2 separate regions of the Mus musculus genome follow, and region 1 is linked to region 2. A link is a contact called in ENCODE Hi-C or POLR2A ChIA-PET data. All regions are on one chromosome and are shown on one strand. Each heading gives the region's core, a stretch centred on a gene start or an enhancer-like site at or near the end of the contact. The rest is flanking DNA. Distances are from core to core; before and after follow the strand shown.

Region 1 (3,541 bases), core at 908-3,407, 43 kb before region 2:
CTTATCATAAGGAAAGGCAAAATAAGTTCTTAAAGACAGATACCCCCTCCTTTTCTCTTTTCTTCCTCTCCTTCCCTTCCTTCTTTGCCATTAAATGATGGAAGAGCTTTTGCTGGGAACGGAACTTTCATTGGAGATGTCTGAAGCAGAAATGGATGGGAGGCAAGGCTTGCATCCTATGGTTGGTGTCAATATTAAAGTCCATAACCTTCACCTTTCTTCCTACACTTGTCATTGGCATTCTGGAAGAAAGGAGCTGGCACTGTGAACCTGAGTATATATCCTCAGCTGCAAATGCTATTTTCTCTATGCAAATGCTGTTTTCTCTTTGGGTGAGACCTTTATTTTATCAAGAAAGAAAGAAAGAAAGAGAGAGAGAGAGAGAGCAGGAGATAGAGATAAAGAGAGAGAGGGAGGGAGAGAGAGGAAGGAAGGAAGGAAGAAAGAAAGAAAAAAGAAAGAAAGAAAGAAAGAAAGAAAGGAAGGAAGGAAGGAAGGAAGGAAGGAAGGAAGGAAGAAAGAGAAAGAAAGAGCAAGTACTCTGATACAGCAAAATTCCCAACCTTGTGGCTGAAGGAATGGCCCCCGAGGTAACGCCTTGCCTGGCTGGTTACAACTGACTGGCCTACCAGGATTTTCGGAGAACAATCCCCAGAGGCACAGTGCACTCTGTTTCATTTTTCTGTTATCAAAATCCAGTACAATCAGTGCCCCGTGTCCTTCCTGTCCCCACCACAGGGCAGGAACTGTGCTCGATCTGCAGCAGAATGTTGGCTGTGCCCCCAGCCTGCGATGGCCATCAGAACCCAGCAGCCTCTGCATGCACGCTGCTGATCCCTCGGGGTGGCCAGCACTCTGCCTGGCCTGTGTTTCATATACACAGCTTTTCCTGAACCCCAGACCACCTTGGGAACTTCACTCAGGCCATGTGTAGGGTGGGACAAATATAGGTCAGAGGTGTCTCAGGTGGAACCCCAAGTCATGTGTTTGTACTTACGCGTACTATCCATGTTGGCCAATGCTCCAGGAGCCAGGGTCAAACATGGTGACCCCTGAGGCAGACTCTACCACTCCCGGGTAACTTTCTTATATTTTTATTAGATTTTTTTCATTCAACATATTTGATCATATTCTTCTCCTCCCCCAACTCTTCTCAGCCACCTCCCCATCTCCCTACCCACTCACTTTTAGGTTCTTTATCTTTCAAGTGTGCAAGAAAAAGGAGGCTCCCTGCTGCTGCTATCCCAAGTCACACAAACGTTTCTGTTTGGGTGTCATCCTTAAGAGTGGCTACTGTAAAGAAGACAGTGTTTGAGGAGGCTTTTCTGTCAGTACTCTCCTTGATTGTGTGTGTGTGTGTGTGTGTGTGTGTGTGTGTGTGTAAAATCTTTGGTATCCAAACCACAGCTAACAATCAACTGCAAAAAAAAAAAAAAAAAAAAAAAAAAAAAATCAGATCTCTGGTAGCTGGCAAAGAATGTGTACAGGAGACGATTCCTGCTTCCTTCAGGATTTTCCCATCTTAGAAAGTGCTTCTGAGTGGGGAGGCTGGTTTAGGAAAGTCACCCAGAGTCCGCACTCTCACGCCCCGGAACCTTTGATAGGTTTATTTTCCTAGGTGGAGAGCTGGAGGGGGAGATTAAAGAGACCTGTGGTGTGAAAAATCCAGCTGGAAACAACAAGAGGGAGACAGGAAGTCGTTCACACAACTTCCTGCAAATACAATCCAAGAAGCCCTGTTCTCAGGAAATGAACGTTCTATGAAGAAGAAGGAAGATCCCGCCAGAAGCTGCCATGAGAGGCTGCAGACAGATCATTTCCTCCTTTAGAAACTCCAGTCCTGAAGAAGGGCTTGTCTGTCGGCACGCTAACCACCTCTCTTTTGGGGCAGCCATTTTTAGGATGTTCTGTTCCCCTTAACAGTATATGAAAACTCACCCTGGTGGCCTGGGACTGGAGTCCCTGTAAGCTGTTAGCCCCACCTTCCCTCCTTCTCCTCTCCTGGCTGATCTCCTTTTAGCCACCCCCTTGAGCTGTCCAACCTCCATCAAGAGAGGCGTGGGAAAGGGAGATGGTAACTGTCCCTGCGCCCCAGACAGCTTCCTGTCCACAGACAGGGCCTCAGTCATGGCTGGGGAGGGCACCAGAATTCACAGTGGTTCTCTTTGTAGCAGGGGCCTGCAGGGATTCAGCACACAAAGCACGGGTGGTGAAATCTGATCATTTTCAGCGACAGATAAACCCACATGTGTACATACGCTGTCATTTCTACAAAGCTCGGGAACAAAAGCTCTTGATAAGCTCCTGCCGATGCCAAGACTATAATGCTTCCAGAACTGGCAAGAGGTGACTCAGGAGAAGCTAAGTCCTTTCAGCACTTAGCTAACACCTGTGTGAGCTCAGCGGCAAGATGCTGACCTCATCGGAGTTAGTTAGCATGCAGCCAGGAGATCCCTCACAGCTGCTGACTCTGTACCTCTGAGCTGGGCAACCTCCCTTCTAAGTTCTGGGGCTCCTTGAGGACATCCTCCAGCCTTCCTTTGTGGAGGTAAATAAGCAAATCGCAGGTACACCTTCAAAGTTCAATGCAAACTATGCGTTTTTCCATATACATCATGATTATTGGCATTTTAGCACAGATCAGAGCAAGCGTAAGTAACGCGGTGACCATGGAAGACAATATTTGTTTCAAAAGCAAGGACAAACTTCAACAACAGCAGCACTCTGGAAAGCCTCTATCTGGTTTGGTTTGTTTTGTTTTTATAAAAATGAGTATTGTTGGACATCTCCTGTTAACTTTGTAAGCTACCATCAGTTTTAATAATCTATTTGTTGAGGGAGGAGGTGGAAGAAGATGTTAGGGGTATGCATGTGTATTTAACAGATATGTTTTTAATTTATTACATTTACTTGTGTGTGTGTGTGTGTGTGTGTGTGTGTGTGTCTGTCTGTCTCACAATCTGACTATCAGACTATAGAAACAATGCACTCCCAAAGAAATGGGAATTTCCCCAGCAATCTCATGCTGGGAGAAAGAAAGGGCACCAGCCAGAGCAGGGTTGTAATTGCTTGTCAGACCACCTTAGAGAATGAAGCCAGTACAGTGGTGGGTCAGTGGTCCGCAGGACCATACCTTGAGCTGGGACTATTTAGAGGTTCTTGACCCTCTAAATAGTTTGAGGGTTATGATAGGAAACCAGTCACAGAAACAGAACAGGACCTAAGACTCTAAGGCTAGAGTGCACTCACATCCTTCTAACACATGACATCCTTGGTCAGCCTCACTATTCTTCTACAAACCAGAGATCTAGAGAAACGTGCTCTTAAGGATTTTCATCCCTGAACTTCTGTGTTTATTTCTCAACAGGATCACTCTATGAAGCCCTGGCTAGCCTAGAACTCATATAAATCAGCCTGGCCTTGACCTTACAGTGGTCCTCCTGCCTCTGCCTCCAGAATGCTAGGATGCTAGGATTACAGGTATGGACACCATTCCCAGCCTTCCTGATTATTATTTCCTAATTCTTCACAGTTTTTGTTT
Region 2 (3,444 bases), core at 508-3,007:
GAGCAGACGGAAGTATGGCGTTCAACCTAGAGGAGCAAGCTTGCCCTTGCATCAGTGCAGGGTTCTGAGGAGAGAGAGGCCCGAAGGAGTCAGGCCACGTGAACCTTTAAGCCTCACTCCTCATCCCCCTCTGCCTTCATTTTCACGATTAAGAGTTACCTCAACACCATAAGGAGAATAAGATACCGGCTCTCCAGTTTTCAAGTTTCTCCTGAACAGAGAAGGCAGCAGAACCATTCGTTAGACAGGGTTTGAGCTCTCAGTTCTCTAGCCATTAGCAGCCTGGTTAGTACATCTCCCTAAGAATTATTTATCTAATCAATGGCGATAACCATGATGTTAAGGAGATTTCGGGGGGCAAATGTAGGTAAAGTGTTGATCTTGGAACGTGTATACAATTCAGTTATTGTGGGGCTGATAATAATTAGCTTGATTTACAATGGAAGTCATTCCAAGTAGTGAGGTCATTGTTCTTTAAAAGTTAATGTGGTAAGAGTCTCTCTTTGGGGCACTCAGGGTAGAGACGGGCAACTCACAGATAGTAAATTTCTGACAGAAAATTCTTTGTTTTAGTATTTAGGATTGTACCATAAAACAGATTTATGTTTTACAGTGTAGGGTAATTCAGCAAGAACTGTATTACCAGAGAAGAACGAGTGCATTGCTGGGTTCACCTCTGTTGCTGTGATAAAATGAACAAACACATTTCTCCCTTAAATCCTTTTTAGTGGAGAAAGGATTATTTTAGCACACAACGCTGGGTTTCAGTTCCTCTCTTACTGTTCTGTTGCTGTGAAGAGACTCGGTAGAAAGCATTCAACTGGGGACTTTCTTACAGTTTCAGAGGGTGAATTCACAGCAGGGAGCCCGGTAGGCATGTTGCTAGAGCAGTAGCTGAGAGTTTACATCCTGATCCAGACAGGAAGGAGAGAGAGACAGAGAGACAGAGACAGAGAGACAAAGTGACAGAGAGAGAGAGAGAGAGAGTGGCCAGGAGTGTGTTTCTAAATGGTCAAAGCCTATCCACACAGACACACATTCTCCAAAGGCCACACCTAAGCAATTCCATCAACCAACCAGGAACCATTCAAATACCTGAGCTCACAGGGGCTATTCTCCTTCAAAGCACCACAGGCTCACCAGAGCAGGGGAGAAGAGGTAGCAGGAACTTGAAACATCTAATCCCTCACACGCACAGTCAAGAGCAAGGGAAATGGATGCATACAGGCTAAACTGTGCTCAGCTCACCTTCTCCTCTTTTGTATCATCTGGGACCCAACTTCAGAGAATAGTGCCACACACATTCAAGCCAGGCCTTCCCACATCAATTAATGTGACTGAGACAATTCCCCCACAGACATGCCCAACGCAAACCTGATCTACACAATGTTTCATTGACAGTCCCTTCTAAGGTGGCTCTTGTGATTGTGTCAGGCTGATCATAAAAACTAGCCATCACATGTGGCAACTAGGGTATTAACGTAATTTACAGAGTGGGAAGACTCTAGCTACAGGTGAACAGAAAATGTCAACACGAGCACACCAGGACACTTGCTAGCCATTCCATTCACACGCGGTCCACCATCTCTCTGATTAATGCTTCACCGGATATCCCTTGAGAACACCAATCGGATTTTGAGTCCACTCAAATTACAGCCTATTAAGATCAAAGGATTGTGTTGTGACATGTAATCAAATACTGTTGAGGCTACACATGAGAAACATTGTCTGCCCCATTCCTAGGCGTAGCTGTGGCCTGGCAAACCCACCTCATCTGACCTTAGTGCCATTACAGCTACTATCAGCAACAGTTAAGACACAGACCTTGGCTCAGTTGCCAGCTCTTAAAATAGAATGAGTCCGTCACATTAGCCAACTCACTTAGAATGTTAGACTGGGAAGAGGAGAACAGTAATGAATCCAGCACTTTCCAGGGCTTGGCTACTGCAGCAAATGCTGGCTGAACCAATCCATAAATATTAATCTCTCTGGAATCCAGACTGTACATTTTAGTTTGGAGACAAGAGTTCATCTCTGTGATAACTCTAATGAATACTTGGGCCTTCTGTGAATTTCATTGCTAAACACTTGAGTCAATGATCACGAGAAATTGAAAGGCTGGGCTAAGTGAGGAGCCAGGCAGGGGGGTGACTCAAAAGAGGCGCCCGGGATGCAAACTCACCTATAGATGATACCTTTCTCATGTAGGAACATGAGTGCAGAAATGATCTCCGCGGCGTAGAAACGAGCACGGGCTTCATCGAAACGACGGGACTTTTGGATGTGGAACATCAGGTCGCCTCCGTTCACAAACTCCATGACAAAGAACAGACGGTCCTAAACAAAACGTGTGGGAATGGATTAGACTCTCATTGCTCACCAGCATCATTCTCCTCGAAGAGACGTAGTCCAAGAAGCATGCAGAGTGCTGTGTGGGAACAGAGGTTAGCCCCGTGTGGGGTCAGGTCTGTGATCTCTTAGGGAGGGGTGGCATGGACTCTCTTTAAGGTAGTTCCATACAACCTTGACTTTCTACGTCACTAACCATTAAGAGACCTTGGTTCTCATTCCAGCCCGACATGTTAAGGGAGGAGAGCATGGGCATTAAGTCCTAGGCAAATGTCTTCAGTGGAGCACACAGGGTTAATCCCAGAGGAGAGGACACTTGGGAGGGCTCTCCATTCCTCCCAAATGAGCAGAAAACATAGAACAGGTAAACCACTTTAGACAACTCAGACAAATGGAAGTCCAACTGACAGTGTCTGGTAGAAAGTCCTCTGGTCCATCAAAAGACCATGAGTTAGAAGTGGATGTAAAACACACCACACCGGTGGCTTCCACCTGCAGTGACTCTCACCAGGCAGGGAAATGGACTCCTAACAAGCTCCCTCTGCAGAAACCTAGGGACCATGAGAACAGTGCATCAAGAACTCACGGATGGTCAGACTATTTAATGACAGAAAAGCCCATTCAGCAAGCCACTGCCCTGAGACACACAGGGTAAAGGCTTCTGCTTACAGACATCTAGCATCAATGGATTTCCTCACTTCCTTCCCTGAGCACTAATGGGGTACTGGGGACCCAACAAAGAGCGCCCCCCCACACACACACAGAGCAGATCAGTTCCATCCTAGAAAGGCTGGCACAAGAAACGTGGGTTCTTAAAATATAAACAGCAAGTCTAAACATTCTGGTAAAGCAATGAAGGAAGCAGTAGAGGAAATGGGACATCTGACACCTGCATGAGGTTTAGGGAGGTGCCTGATCTCAAGGCCTGCAGGTGAGGACTTCACTGTCAGCGCTGCCCTTCCTGGGGGTGGGAATGTGTGTGGTCACTGTGTGGGCCAACTGGTGTTTTGTCAAAGGATGCATACAAGCAAGAACCCACCTTAGAGTTTGAAAGGTTACCAGTTTTGCTAGGGGGAGTGGGGGCGCAGATAGACT

What was found. Hi-C counts contacts between places; a loop is a spot of excess contacts on that map. ChIA-PET counts read pairs that join two places held with the same protein, here RNA polymerase II (POLR2A).
Region 1: a loop to region 2 is called in a map of heart, with 3 times the contacts of the local background. The contact joins two enhancer-like sites. A Hi-C loop is called at or near these places in 10 of 37 maps with a recorded cell type or tissue (T-helper 17 cell, adrenal gland, gastrocnemius and 2 more). POLR2A ChIA-PET finds 5 or more read pairs at or near these places in 1 of 5 experiments (Patski).

Annotation. Positions count from the first base shown.
Region 1 is chr12:73,763,572-73,767,112 of GRCm38, reverse strand. All of the region lies in intron 12 of Prkch (protein kinase C, eta), which reads right to left. Among named protein-coding and RNA genes, the nearest start is that of Gm34189, 17 kb to the left of the region's middle. Within about 2 kb of position 2,157, at least 1 of the 3 ENCODE cell types and tissues checked has a DNase peak (open chromatin) inside an H3K27ac peak, as active enhancers do; it is heart, where a contact is called at or near this core.
Region 2 is chr12:73,720,629-73,724,072 of GRCm38, reverse strand. It overlaps Prkch (protein kinase C, eta), which reads right to left. Exons shown (of 14, transcript NM_008856.4): 10 at 2,183-2,337. Among named protein-coding and RNA genes, the nearest start is that of Gm34189, 60 kb to the left of the region's middle. Within about 2 kb of position 1,757, at least 1 of the 3 ENCODE cell types and tissues checked has a DNase peak (open chromatin) inside an H3K27ac peak, as active enhancers do; it is heart, where a contact is called at or near this core.